2 separate regions of the Homo sapiens genome follow, and region 1 is linked to region 2. Evidence: chromatin contacts called from ENCODE Hi-C or POLR2A ChIA-PET data. All regions are on one chromosome and are shown on one strand. Each heading gives the region's core, a stretch centred on a gene start or an enhancer-like site at or near the end of the contact. The rest is flanking DNA. Distances are from core to core; before and after follow the strand shown. Region 1 overlaps SETBP1 (SET binding protein 1). Region 2 has its middle 250 kb from the start of SLC14A2-AS1.

Evidence for each region. Hi-C counts contacts between places; a loop is a spot of excess contacts on that map. ChIA-PET counts read pairs that join two places held with the same protein, here RNA polymerase II (POLR2A). Pooled maps may share reads with other maps.
Region 1: a loop to region 2 is called in a map of ascending aorta, with 2.0 times the contacts of the local background. The contact joins two enhancer-like sites. A Hi-C loop is called at or near these places in 1 of 168 maps with a recorded cell type or tissue (ascending aorta) and 3 of 50 pooled maps. POLR2A ChIA-PET finds 5 or more read pairs at or near these places in 1 of 52 experiments (AG04449).

The regions. Positions count from the first base shown.
Region 1 is chr18:44,915,474-44,922,709 of GRCh38, forward strand. The region is part of intron 3 of SETBP1 (SET binding protein 1); the gene reads left to right. Among named protein-coding and RNA genes, the nearest start is that of MIR4319, 51 kb to the right of the region's middle. Within about 2 kb of position 2,343, at least 8 of the 41 ENCODE cell types and tissues checked have a DNase peak (open chromatin) inside an H3K27ac peak, as active enhancers do; they include ascending aorta, where a contact is called at or near this core.
Region 2 is chr18:45,246,353-45,253,769 of GRCh38, forward strand. It overlaps a transcript of SLC14A2 not described here. Among named protein-coding and RNA genes, the nearest start is that of SLC14A2-AS1, 250 kb to the right of the region's middle. Within about 2 kb of position 2,324, at least 7 of the 41 ENCODE cell types and tissues checked have a DNase peak (open chromatin) inside an H3K27ac peak, as active enhancers do; they include ascending aorta, where a contact is called at or near this core.

The DNA.
Region 1 (7,236 bases), core at 1,093-3,592, 330 kb before region 2:
GATCTCAGCCTTCAAAGAGCTCAGAGCACTGTTTAGAAGAAAAAAGACAAAAACACATAAAAATAATAGCTAACAACTAAGGACTCAAATGTGCAGTATTGACTGTTAATAGTAATCACATGTCAGACGGGCAAGATGAGAGACGGCTGAGCAATAAAGAATTCAGAGAAGGTTCCAGGCAGGACCAGAGCAGGGCTTTACTTGAACAGAATGTGGTTAAAGCAGTGAAATGAAATGCTTGGGAAGAGGCAAGTACAGGCACCTGCTACGACTTACTGTGTGCCCTAGGCAAAGTATTCCACTTCTCTAATCTTATTCTGTCCCCATGAGATGACTGTTATAATATGATCCTCATTTTACAGATGAGGAAACAGGGCAGGGGCAAAGAGACTAGATGTTCCATATCACACACTAGTGATGTCAGTTAAGCTCCAAATCTAAGACTAGACTCTTCCAAAAAGTTTTCTCTTGGCCACACATAGTGACTCAGGCCTGTAATCCTAGGACTTTGGGAGGCCGAGTCAGGCAGATCATTTGAGGTAAGAAGTGTGAGACCAGCCTGGGCAACATGGTGAAAGCCCATCTCTACTAAAAATGCAAAAATTAGCCAGTCATGGTGGTACGCGCCTGTAGTCCCAGCTACTCGGGAGGCTGAGGCACAAGAATCTCTTGAATCTGGCAGGAGGAGATTGCAGTGAGCCGAGATCATGCCACTGCACTCCAGCCTGGGTGACAGAGCAAGACTCTGTCTCAAAAAAAGTTTTCTCTTAACTACTCTCTTTTTCTTTCCAAATCATCCTTCTTATTGATGCTACTCTTAGTCCAAACAAACATCTGTTTCTTTTCTGATTTCCGATTTTCAGGCTGGCTGGAGTTTGTGGGACCAGGAATGCTGCCTGATGAAAGGTTCCTTGGAATTTTCCCATAGAGGACAATCTTTTGCCTGCCACCCATGAATGTTTCTGTCTTTCCTTTTTTTCTTTCTTTCCTTCATTCCACAGATATTTATTAAGTTCTTCTCAAGCTCTCAAATATCCTAAACTTAATTTGTGTAAATATTGCTACAGCCCAGGTCACAGTGAAATCTTAGACTGAGACACCACCTTCTATTTACACAGGCAGCATGAACTGTTGTTGCCCTATTTGGTGAATACGGCATAAAGTATCCAAGAAACAGCCCAGACACGGAGAGAATATTTTCTGAGCAGTCAGCATAATGAGATTGAATGAGTCCTAAACTATGTCAGAAAATCTATATTTAACTCCCAACTTTGCTATTCATTCTGTCAACCTCAGACAAGTCATCTGAACTCTTTCTGCTACATTGTCTTCAAGTATAAAATGGAACTCATAGTTTCCTCTCTTATGAACTTTACAGGGATGTTGGGTGGTATGAGGGATAACATAAATGAAAATGGTACCAGAAAGTGAAGGCCCCCACCTCCCTGAACCTGGTAACACAGATTTTGCCAAATAAGCCGCTTCCCTGGTTTCCCAGACCTCATCAGTGCATGGCTGCTGTCCAGCCTGCCAATTCATTGACTTCACCATGCCCTATTAATTGATTCTGGGGAACCCCATCAGGGAAAGAAATTAATAGGTGTAGCTGTTTGGAGATAGCCCTATTCTCCAGAGAACCTCCTGAATGTCCCTCTGAGTAGATATCAGGGAAAGGACACCCTTCTCAACCTTCTGTGTGGGATAGGAATAGCGTGCACCAGGATGCCTGTGAGACAGGTGAGCTGGAAGCCCTTACTTGCTGCATGTCAGTTTCCTTATTTGTAAAACGAAAAGGTGGTGAGTCTTACTTGGTGGTTTTTGAACAGTGCTTTCCAAGTGCTGTGTAGGGCCCACTCTAGGGTCACTGCCTGGGGAGAGGCAGTTTGGTGCAGGATATTTGGGAGTGTTTCCAGCTCTCTGATCCCAGAGTTACTCAGCTTTTACTTTCTTTATTTGTTTATGCTCCAGCTGTGATTTTATTTCAACCAAGGGTTACAAAGCTTTAAAATTTTTTTAACCCAGGACCAAGTTATATCTAAATGCCCGACTTTGTGGTTCTCTGATACAGTTACTGAGTGAGTTGTCTTTCTTTCATCTTCTTCCCTTGTCTATGTGCAAGGGGTTCAATGCTCTGATGCCTCCCCATCCACCCCCAGCAGGAGGGTTGGAGCTCTGCCTCCTCGAGTTGTTGATTTCTGAGTCCTCAGCATTTCCCTCACCCTCTCCAGCTTGTCCTCAAGCCTGCCAGTGTCTGTTTCATGCAGCAAAGGCTGTGAGGTGCCCTGGAGCTCTGTGTCCTTGGCTTCAGCACTCAAAGCCCGTGCATGGCAGGGCTCTGGGATACTGGGCTTCAAGGGGATGACTCTACTACTCACCATGACTTTTGGGACTCCCGGGAGCCAGGTTTGGAGAAGGAAATAGAAGGGGAAAGGAAGCCCTGAGCATGTCAGCCCCCACCACAGCGAGCTTGTGTCTCACCTAGAAAAGCCTCCTAGTGCTCATGTGCCCTTAAATGGACTTGTTCACCATGGCCCTCCCACAGCATGCCGCCCTCGGTTTGTATTTTGGAGGGCTTAGTAGATTAGATGTCTGAAAGCCAAAATCCTTCCCGGTGCTGCCGAGCCATTCATACTTTCTTCTCAATAAACAGTTGTCAGACAATTGGATTAAATGAACCCCCACATATAGTCTACTTCAAAATAATAATCCTCGGGACAGCCTGTTCCTCTGCATTATCTGTGTTTACTTTTGGATCTGGTCACAATGCTCTGGTTATACTTTCTGGCAACATGCACTTATGGGGCAAGGGTCACTGGGGTGGAGCCACCACCTCATCCTGAGGAAGAGGGGCCCAGGCTCAGCTGGAGTGACCTGGAGCGTAGGTTTCCCCAGGCCAGGCCTTCTCCATGAAAGGCTTCCTCGGCAGCGGCCTTCCAGGAGAGGATCCCAGTGAAAAGACCACTTGACTCTGAGTTAGAAAACATGGAATTTATCCTACCTGGCCACTAACAAGCCATTGGACTATCAAGAAATGGAAGAGATTTCCCTCATAATCATAGGTTTCTTGTCATTAGAGATGTTGAGGCAGAGATGGGTGGCCCTTGCTCTGAAATGCTGAGGACAGGAACCCAGCAGTAGGTAAAAAGTTGGATCAGATATCCTCAAAGGTCCTTTCCAACTGTGAATGTTTCCACTTCTAGCCTTCTCGTGCAGTTCTACCTAGTGCACAGAATTGCTAGAATGTTTACAAAAGAAGATGTACATAAAAACATTTGACTATATAATATGGCAAGAGAATGTGAGAATTTGTGTTCTAGTTATCAACTTTAAATCTGAGGTGATGATCTTATGTGCACTGCCACTGGGATGGACCCCACAAATGACAGTTCAACAGAACTGTAGGGGAAACTCCCCTTTCCCTGGAGCACTTTGCAGAGATATGTCAACTTCCAGCAGACTCTTCTCCTGGGGCTTAATATCTATAGCAGTCCCACTTTGGATTCTGCTGGAGATAAAGAAGTAGCAAAGCCAGCATAGCTCGGCCCAGTGCCCTTTTCACACTCATGTGGTTAAGGATGCCAGTTCCTGTACTAGACCTTGAGCTCCACGAAAGCATAGCCATGTCCATTCCATTCTCTGCCATGTGGTCATCATCTAGTCCACAGGGTCTGTCACATAGTTTGTGCTCAGTAAATATTTGTTGAACAAAAATATAATACATTAAGAGAATTAAGGAATTAACCATAGGGTTCTGACTCTGCAGGTAGAAACTATTTAGAGATGTGAGAGCTCATTTCACCTAGGTCTCCATTTGCATGTTACTCTATCAGAAAGGGTATCCTTAGCCAGCCTGTCTAAATCAAATCCCCCCATCTTTTTTTTTTTTTTTTGGAGACAGAGTCTCACTCTGTCACCAGGCAGGCTGGAGTGCAATGGCACAATCTCGGCTGACTGCAACCTCCACTTCCCTGGTTCAAGTGATTCTCCTGCCTCAGCTTCCTGAGTAGCTGGGACTACAGGTGCACACCACCACACCCAGCTAATTTTTGTATTTTTAGTAGAGATGGGGTTTCACCATGTTGGCCAGGATGATCTCGACCTCTTGACCTCGTGATCCACCTGCCTCAGCCTCCCTAAGTGCTGGGATTACAGGTATGAGCCACCATGCCCGGCTAGATCCCCCCGTCTTTAAGCTTGTCCCCATATCCTCTCTGGTTTTTCCTTAATAATCTGTGCCATTTGATTAATATATATTTATTATATTATATATATGTATACATATGTGTATTGTATGTACATATACACACATACATATGCATATACACACATATGCATATACATACATGAATTTGTATCTAAATATTACATATAGGTTTGTATGTATGTCAGATATATCTCTGTCTGTGTAAACACACACACATATAGATATAAACATAGTTTTTGGGTTGTTTGTTTTCCTATCTCCTTTCTCCCCACTAGAATGTAAGATTCATGAGGGCAGGCAGGCTGTTTTGTTCACTAATTGTCTTAGGTCATTTTGTGCTTTTATAAGAGTATACTTCAGACTGGGTAATTTATAAGGAACAGAAATTTATTTCTCATAGTTCTTCAAACTGGAAAGTCCAAGGTCAAGATGCAAGAAACTTACCTGATCTCTCTGCTGCCAGTATGGTGCCTTGAGTGCTGCAACCCTCAGAAAGGAACATTATGTCCTCACATGGCAGAAGAGTAGGAGAGAGTGAACCCACTCTCGCATGCCTGTTATCCATAGGAGTATGAATCCATGTATGAGGGCGAAATGGATTAGTCCCATCTCTAGATACTATTGCATTGGGGATTAAATTTCCAATATCTGGGTTTGGAAGGGAACAAAAGCATTTAAACCACTGCCCTACTCATCCGTGTATCCTAGAATGGGATCTGGCATCTAGTTTTTGCTCAAAAAATATTTGTTGAATGGACAACTAAATAAAAGAATGTTTACTAGAGAAAATGGACTGGAGTTGGGTGTGAGAACTTACAGACTAATTGTAATTCGGCTAAGCCCGGCAAGAAAGAGAGAATCCTGCAAGTGAGGGGTGCAGGAAGATCAGACGAGTTAGTAAAAGGGAGAAAAACAAGAGCCCAGTGGTTTAAAAATAATCTCTGTGCTTATCCATCGTCATAAGGGTGGCTGTCAGTCATCAGTGGTTGTCCACTGTGGTTTCAGCCTCTGCCAGTAGTGGCCACAACAGTCCCTATCACATGAGTTAGAGCCCTCAAGAACAACAGCTACTTACTGGGAGTCTATGGAAAGCTCCTCCACTCAGGCTTCCCCACAATTTATGCTTTAAGAGTATACTGATAGATTAATTAAAAACTAGCTACTGGCATCGGCATAGTCACCTTACCTCTTTGCAAATGACTTGCTTGCCCTGCCATCATTCTTCAATTTTTGCCTTTGTTCTCACATCTACTAAAATATTAGTAATAATTACAGGAATATGGTGTAATTGGAATAGCGCTGAACTGACAAGTCTGAGGCCTCGATTTCAGTCTTTATCATTAACTACCTGGATGACCTCTCTGGTTCTCAGTTTCTTTATTCATAAAAGGAGGTAATCAGTTTACATCAATTGTAAGCACTTTAATTCTCAAATTAATCTTCAAATTCTACAATAGTTTTGTTCTTCATAAAGTCAACCATTGATTTAGGAGGAAATTCCTAAAGTCTACTGGCAGTTCAGTTGTGAAGAACCTAACTACAGTGTAATAAATGATGCTTAAACTCCCAGACCAGCTAGTACAACTTACAAAGACTATTTGAAGCATAAGGTAGTTGAACTCTCATTCTGATAGTCCAGCAGTCTCCAGAATCACTGACTAGTGGGTGTCAAGTGCTGAATTTCTCTGAGCTTAGCCTTATGAGCCCTGAGCAGGGGGCTGGACACTGCCTGTTGGAACTGGGTTGAGGTTCCAGTGGCAGTGGGTCTTAGATCATCCATGTTGGAGAGGCTAAAGGCAGAGCAGAAGGGAAGCATGGAGTTCTCCCAAACGAAGGTTAGCGCACTGGGGGAGACCCATAATCAAAAGAACAAAAATACTTTGCTTTCAGTAGTGCTTTATACCTTTGGAAATGCCTCTGCAATTTTTTTTTATCATCATAGTCAGTGCAGATGTCATTGCTTGGATCTGCGCTAAATGTTGTAAGGGATCTCCTCAAAAGATTTACAGTCCAGGAGGGAGGGCAGCAGCAAGTAACTGTACTGTAAGCCTGACTGTGCTAAGCCCTATAGGATATACAGAATGAGTATCGTGGGGGCCCAGGGGACGGAGGGATAAATGTCAGCATGAAGCTTTATGAAGGAGGGGGCATCAGAGATGGCTTTTCCCAGCTGGAACAAGGCAAGCAAGAGTAACACAGCAAATGGCTTTCCAGGGCACAAGGAACTCCACAACTCATGTCACAGGCATGTAGGATCTTTTGTGATGAGAGTGGTTACTATGACCCATGTATTTCCAGACGTCAGATTAGAAGGACCAATTGGCCAAGCTTGAGGAATTTGAACTCTATTCCTGAATCAGAGTAGCCACAAAGATGTATAAGCATAAGAGATACCCAAATATTCCATTTTGGTTACTTTGCATGTAAAAATAAAATAAAGTGGCTTGAAGTGGTTTCCTTATTCTCCAAGTGCTTATAGATTAGGATAGTAAGGAGCGCATGCGCAGGAAGAGATGGAAAAAATATGAGTTAGCTCTCCCAGTATCTCATTTCTTTCTCACTGTGTAAGCCATTCTCATGCTCATTTTATATATAGGCAAATAGAGGAATAGAGATTTTGGTAAGTAAGTTGCCCCAAATCTCACATGTAGTAACCATAGAGCTAGAGCCAGAACAAGAACTTGCACCTGCAAAATTGCAAAACGGATGGTCTTTCTAATAAACTATATTCTGGTCATGTCCATGAACTTCACTGAGGTTCTAGGAAGGGAGATGTGTTCTGCTGCATCCGTTGTTACCATGTGAGCTACAGTCATTGTTGGAATGTAAAGTGTTGGTGTTGCAAATTACCTTTATAAAGAGCTGGAGTAATTATCTCCTGCTTCCTGCTCTCCCAAGTCAGTGGGGTTAGAATCTTAGTTTTGTGTGGCCCAGTTAAAAATCTCTTTTCTCCAGTTCTTTGGAGCAGCTGTTGAGAGGACAAAGGCCCCATTTTAATGACAGAGTTTTTCTTGCCTAGCTGAAGTGATCAC
Region 2 (7,417 bases), core at 1,074-3,573:
TTAGGACAGCCTGAGTAGACTAATACAGATGGTAAGAAGGGATAATGTAGCATAGTCCTAGGTAATAAAAAACTTACAATATTAAATAATACATATTTTATATAGTGTATTGTTAGTATTAGTATCTTACAGTGATGTTAAATTTAAACTGTCTTTTCATAGGCTTACCTCATTTCAAACCTCTCACTAACATTGCAGAGTAGAAATAACTTTTGTTGTTGTTGTTGTTGTTGTTTTTGAGACAGACTCTCACTCTGTCGCCCAGGCTGGAGTGCAGTGGTGTGATCTTGGCTCACTGCAACCTCCGCCTCCCGGGTTCAAACAATTCTCTTGCCTCAGCCTCCCAAGTAGCTGGGATTACAGGTGTGTGCCGCCACACTGGGCACGGTGGCTCACGCCTATAATCCCAGCACTTTGGGAGGCCGAGGCAGGCAGATCACGAGGTCAGGAGTTCGAGACCAGCCTGGCCAAATATAGTGAAACCCCGTCTCTACTAAAAATACAAAAACAAAAACAAAAACAAAACACCTATTGTAATCCCCATTTTTTCAGAGGAGGGGAATAAGACTTAACAGAGATAAGATAGCTTGTTCAGACCATCCAGTTTGAAAAAGAAGAAACTAGAAACTCAACTCTATATACCCCAAAGGACTGCCTTGCCTGCAGTGACAGGAAAACACCCATGATACAACCAAAGATGTTTTTCAGAGTGTCAGATTAACAGAACATCAAGTTTAATGTGTAGGTTCTTCCCACCCTGACACCCTCTAGAATTTCAGCACACCCAATATAAAATCTGTATTCAAACACAAGGTAAATTCTAAGGCTATTTCGGCACTGTTAGCAGAATTACTACTTTGTTTTAAAGGTTGTTTCAACACCAAACTCCCCGGTACAGTCAAAATTTGATTCTTTCTTTAGAAAAATTGATTTATACACATTTTCCATAAACACATCTATTGTATAAAAAGTTATATAAGTTTGCGAGAATTGAGCAAGTAATGTTGAAGAAATGCTGATAAGGAGAGTAATGGTGTGTGGCTTCCTTCAACGGATTGTGGAGGCCTGGACCTATGACCTAAACATCCTTGGGTTCTGGCCTCAGTTACTTATCTGTATTCAGATTTAGATGTGGGAGAGAGATTTGTTTTACAAGCATTTGTTGATTTCTCTGATAAACATATATAACTCTGTCTATTCGTTCTTCTAGAAATACAGTACTCCCCTTCTCATTCAGTAGTTCAAGTGAGATCTGTCATGCTCTAACAGATCTCACCCCCTGAACAAACTGGACCAATTATAGAATCTTAGCCTGCTGACATCAGTTGGTTATTCTGTTAATGTAGGCCTTTTTTTTTTTTTTTTCATATTAACACAGTCAAAGCACTTCTTCAGCATTTTTGAACTCAGGCTCCAAAAGAAATTCTCTGGTGCTGTGATACGAGGCACTGGAGTTGTAAGCAACCATGTCTCTCATGACCAAAGAAGCTCATCTATGTAGGAGAGAATGGAGCTGACACAGACAGAAGCATTGATGAGAGAGGAAGGTGGTGGAATTACAATTCCTGATTCCTGGTGTCCCTGGGGCCCATAACATCCATGCCCTTCCAGCATCCAGTTGAGCTCTTAAGTTCTCCTTGTGCCTAAACTGGCTCTGGTTGAATTTGTCAGTAGGGAGCAAAAAAACCCCTTTCTATCAGTGAGGTTCTGAGAGTATATGTCAATAATCCATTGAGAAGATGGTAGCAGGATAATTTAGATTTGTGCAGTAAATGCTTAGCTGGCAAGAGTCACTGATTGGAAGAGGAAGGAAATGTAGGGAGGTGGCAAAAAAGCAACACCCTCTCTCAGTTTTGCCAAGGAAAAACTGTGCCTTAGAGAAGAAAGATCCTCCAACACAGAAAAAAGTCATAGTCATTGTCAAACCCATTTTATCGTCCCATAGCAAATACCGGATGCTTTGATTTGATTGTTATTTCTTCTGTTCTTGAGACATGAGGGCCTGTCTGAGGTTCATGAAAGGCACTAGTGCATGCAGACAGTTCCTGATCCCTGGGCAGAAGGGATTTGAGCTTGATTATTCTTATCCCAGCATGAAACAGGAGGACTTGGCCTGTTCCCCCCGAGATCTCAGCCCTCATAAGACCCCTGGACCACAGAATGTGGGACTAAAAAAGTTGGTTGAGCTTGTTCAAACAAAGTCTCAATTTCCCGACAAGCAGTTGGAACTTGGGGTTACATGTTGAGGTAGACTTCAGACTATTTTAATGGCATGCAGAGACATGGCTCTCCAACCAATTGGCATTCAGGAAATGTTTATCAGTTCTGACAGCCACAAGTTCCACCCTGGCCAATTTTAGCTCCTGTGACTGGAAGTGACTTGGATGTTTGAAATTCTGTAAAACACAAGCTAGTTTTGAAATGGAGCCACAGAACTTCAACGGTATTCTGGCTTAGCTCTTAGGCAATTTAGGTCAAAATTCTCCTCTCTCTTCTAAACAGGGAAAAGCTTCCCTGAAAGGACTGGTGATAAATTTTCAATAAATCTGCGGGGTGGAGGGAAATGAGAGAAGAAATTTTTAAATGATTTATGAACCTGAGTGAAATGATATTTTCATTGCTGTCCACGTTCCATAATTTTTCTCTTTTAAATTCCCTTTAGTGCCTTTTCAAGGAAATAGAAGAAAGGAGCCAGCGTCCTTTGGGGGTTACCTCTAAGATAGCAAGCACAGCACAGGACTACATATACACATGTGTCTGTTCATGTGTGTAAGCAGCTTCACTTGGGAGCAACCGATAACTCCATTTATAAGCGTGTTTGCCTCAGTATCAATAGAGAAGGAAATATATTTTATATAAGTACATTTTTGGAGATGTTTCCTTCATTAAAAACTATTATAAAATTTTTTTTGCATAGTCATGCTCCAGCCTTTTTTTTTTTTTTATCTGCCCTGTATGTACATGCAAAGGGTGGAGTATTGCTAACTGTGTGTGTGTGCCTGTGTGTGTGCTGAACATGCGTTGAGCAGCTGCTCTGGGTTTGTGCTATTTACTTTCTAAGCATTGTTTTTTTTTTAATATTCTCAAAAATTCTTGAAACAACTATTATAAAACATTCATTTGAGAAAAGACATAACTGATCTCAGAGAGGTTGAGTAACTGGTCTGAATTTCAATGAATGTGTGGTCTTTTAAGAAACATCTGGCCTCTCTGATTTTATCTCCTCTTCTGTCTGATGAATAGTCTCTCTCCTTACATCCAGGCACAACCCTTGACAGCAATGAATGGTATAATTCCTTTAGAAAATATCTATTTGGCCAGGCATGGTGGCTTACACTTGCAATCCCAGCACTTTGAGAGGCTAAGGCAGGAGGATCGCTTGAGTCCAGGAGTTCAAGACTAGCTTGGGCAACATAGCAAGGCTCTGTCTCTACTAAAATTAAAAAATTAGCTGGGCATGGTAGTGTACACCTGTAGTCCTAGCTACTAAGGAGGCTGAGATGGGAGGATCCCTTGTGCCCAGGAGTTCAAGGGTGCAGTGAGCTATGATTGTGCTGCTGTACTCCAGCTTGGGTGACAGAGCAAGATTCTGTCTCTAAAAAGAAAAAAAAAATGTTGAATTCATTCTATGAATCAGAGTCATTGACTAAATTATCAACCTAATAGCCACCAGAAGAAAAGATGGACCCTCACTAAGGCCAGATCTTGGATTTGAAATGAAAGTGGAATGTGAACCCACATGTGGAAACTCACACATGTGATATGATTTACTAACAAACATTGATAACACTACTGAAAATATGGTCACTTTAAAGAAACAAGTGACTAAAATCAACAAAAGGCACTTAAAGCAGTACTAATGAGCATCTATATCATGTTTTTCTGCTCACAGCATTAGGTCCAGTTTGACTTTTTGGCTTTAGATCATGAGTACCATTTACAAACACACACGCATGCACACATTTGGGGCCACATTTTTAACTAGTCCTCTTTGGTATTTTAATCTCGTTTTATTCCATGACTACTTTATAACACGTGATTGTCATACATAGCCTAATTCTTCCCCCCCTTATTAATTTTATTCTTATTTTCTCCTCTTTGTTCTCTTTTTTCTCTCCTTCCTTTGTGCTAATTTTTATGACTCTTGTTTTCTCTCTCACTTTGAGTTTTTCCTTTCCATCGTTGCTGTACTCACTTCCTGTTCTTTCTACTTTCTAAACATCCTTCCCATTGCCCTTGTCTCCAGAGCTCTATCTGGGGATGGGTAGTATTAGATCAGGATTTTCCATGGGAAACCCACTGAATGGTGCTGCCCCGGGATTGAGAAAGACCCAGGAGGTCAAAAGGGCTGAATGTTCCTGTACTTGTCTTACAACTGAATCCTCTGGCTAGTGGCTTCTTCCTTTTTTTTTTTTTTTTTTTTTGGCTTTGAGACATCTTCGGGTGAGAAAGAAGGTTATCTTTATAGGAATGTTTTCCTGAATAGAAAGCCAGTTGTGAACATTATGGGAAACTTTGAAGATGAGATGCCTGAGGCAAGTTAACTGGAAAAGTGTGTAGGTCCTACCAGAAATAATATTCACTGCTCCTCTGAAAGAGTTAGCAGAAGGCTGCAGAGAAATCAGGTTGAGAAAACTTCATAATTCAGCCATAGACATTAGAAAAAGAATCTTTTTATTAATTTTTTATTTCCATAGGTTTTGGGGAACAGTTAAAGTATTTGGTTACATAAGTTCTTTTGTGGTGATTTGTGAGATTTTGGTGTACCCATCACCCAAGCAGTATACACTGAACCCAATTTGTAGTCTTTTATCCCTCACCCTCTTCCTGCCCTTTCCCTCTGAGTCCCCAAAGTCCATTGTATCATTCTTATGCCTTTGCATCCTCATAGTTTAGCTCTCACTTATGAGTGAGAACATACTATGTTTGCTTTTTCATTCCTGAGTTACTTCACTTAGAATAATAGTCTTCAATTCTGTCCAGGTTGCTGCAAATGCCATTAATTCATTCTTAGAAAAGAATCTTACTCGGAAATACTTTCCACTATATTCGAGAGGCCCAAACTACCCTCTTGGTCAGAAAAGTACTCTTCTCCTGCACATGCATCATGATTCACAACCTCGGTAGTGTATTGTTTCCTAGGATTGTCATAACAAAAAAACACATACTGAATGGCTTAAACAACAGATATTTAAAGCACCAATCCTGGAGACTAAAAGTGTAAGACCTAGTTGTCTGCAGCGTTGTTTCTTTTGAGGCCTGTCTCCTAGGCTTGCAGAAGACCATCTCCCTGTGTCTTCACGTGGCCTTCCCTCTGTAAGGTATGTATCTGTGTCCTAATTTCCTCCTCTTATAACGACACCAGTCATAGTGGATTAAGGCCTATGCTAATGACCTTGATTTATCTTAATTACTTCTTTAAAGACTCTATCTCCAAATACAGCCACATTCTAAGGTCCTGGGGTAAGGCTTCAACATATGAATTTTGGGAGCACACAGTAAGCCCATAACATGTAGCAAATAGAGTATCTATGCAAATACAGCAGCCTCCAGTTAATGATGATGACAGAGTCTCTCCTGGTGTAGAGTCTGGAGAATCTGAGACGCATTAGCTTGTAGAACATTAAAATCATCATGGAGGAAACACATCCCTCGAATCTTTGCTTTAGTGCAACAGCTTGCCTCAGAGGCTGTGTTACTGATGAAAGCTATTTCTGCAATAGAAAGCCCTTGGTCTTCATTGTGACCAGCAATGAGAATCCTACCAAGGGTGTGCTGAGTTTCATGTTGAGCTCTGGCCTGGACAGACCCTGCCCTCTGAACATCTGTAACAGAACCATAGACTTATTTTCTTCATGAAAAAGCCCAGGAATCAATTCTATCATGAGAAGATTTGAAATCTATTTTCACCTGAGATTGAGAAAGTAGAAAGATGAGGATGAGATGCTAGAATTTTGAAAGCACACAAAAACCTCAGAAATTATCTGTATCTGTGTTTCCTGGACTTTTTGCATTTTGCCACCAGCAATTTTTAAGAGGGGTGTCCCTCAGGGTTCCCCAGTGTTTGCTTTGTTAAATATAGATAGACATCAATGAATGTAAAGAACATATTAACAAAAAGTTAGATGGATATAATCCAGAACATAAACAGATATTTAAATGGAGTCATTTGTCCTAACAAGCAGGCAAACAAATGCAAACAAGACAAAAACAAAACTCTCTTCACTTAAACATCTTGCCTTATTCTGACAAGAACTTCAGCGTGGATCAGGAGCTGTCTGCTGACTCACATTTGAAACCCTCACGGTTCTAGATCAATGATGTTCAAACTTGAGAAAGCTCAGACTCTCTACAAACTCAATTTGAGAGACATTAAAATCAAAGTTAGATGTTTCACTTCTAATTTTACTTTGGTGCAACATACTCATAGCAATATTGACTTTTTTTTTTTTTTTTTGGCAAATGAGAGAGCCTAATGGAGAGAGGTCATAGGAATTAAAAAGCATGATTAGGCTGGGATAGAACAAAAGTCACAAAAGATGCCTGTTTCCTCCCATCATGTTTTTAAATATAAGATTTGAACATTTCTACAGATAAGATAATTTAACATAAGGACAGCTATTCAAAAAAGATGGATGTTGGGGTGCTCAGGAAACAAAGCCATGACTGATGAAATAAAAAAGGCTGCATCCATCCACCCTACAGTCTTTTCCTGCTCCAATTCTTAATCCCTTCTGCATCCGAATCACCCAGAGGATATGTTAAAACCAGATTGTTTGGCCGAAGTATATCCAGAGTTTCTGATTCCACAGGTCAGGGTAGGGCCCAATATTTCGCATTGCAATGATTTCCCAGGTGATGCTGTTGTTGCTGGCTGGAGGGTAACACTTTGAGAACACTTGCTCCAACACAGGCTGAGAAGTGGAGCATCCTGACCACCCAGTACTGAGAGGCAGGAAAGAGCAAATGGGAAAATAGAAAACACGGTGGACGAAGGACGGAATGCAGACCAAGAAGCAGCTCCAAGAGAGTGCAGAGAGATCCAGGGATTTGGGGATATGAGCAGATTACTTCTACACAATGCTTCTTAAAATAGTTGCTCTCTGCATTATGCTGGATGCTTTGAAAAACAGACATTCATTACAACTTTAAAAGTCAAATGACTGCAAAAAAAAAAAAAAATCTTAATTTGAAAGCACAGAGCCCAGGCACTTTAAAATTTGGTGAGCATGCATGATTTTCCATCAGCAGCTGTTAGGAGGATAATCAAGGATTAAATTTTCATTTAATCATTTTTATATATGAATATACTTCCCTCTCCTTCACCCCAACCCAAGCCATTTGAAAAATGGAACTGAACCTCTGGCTCCAAGTCTTATCTTCAGAGAACAAATAGATTTCTTCAATTTTGTGAACT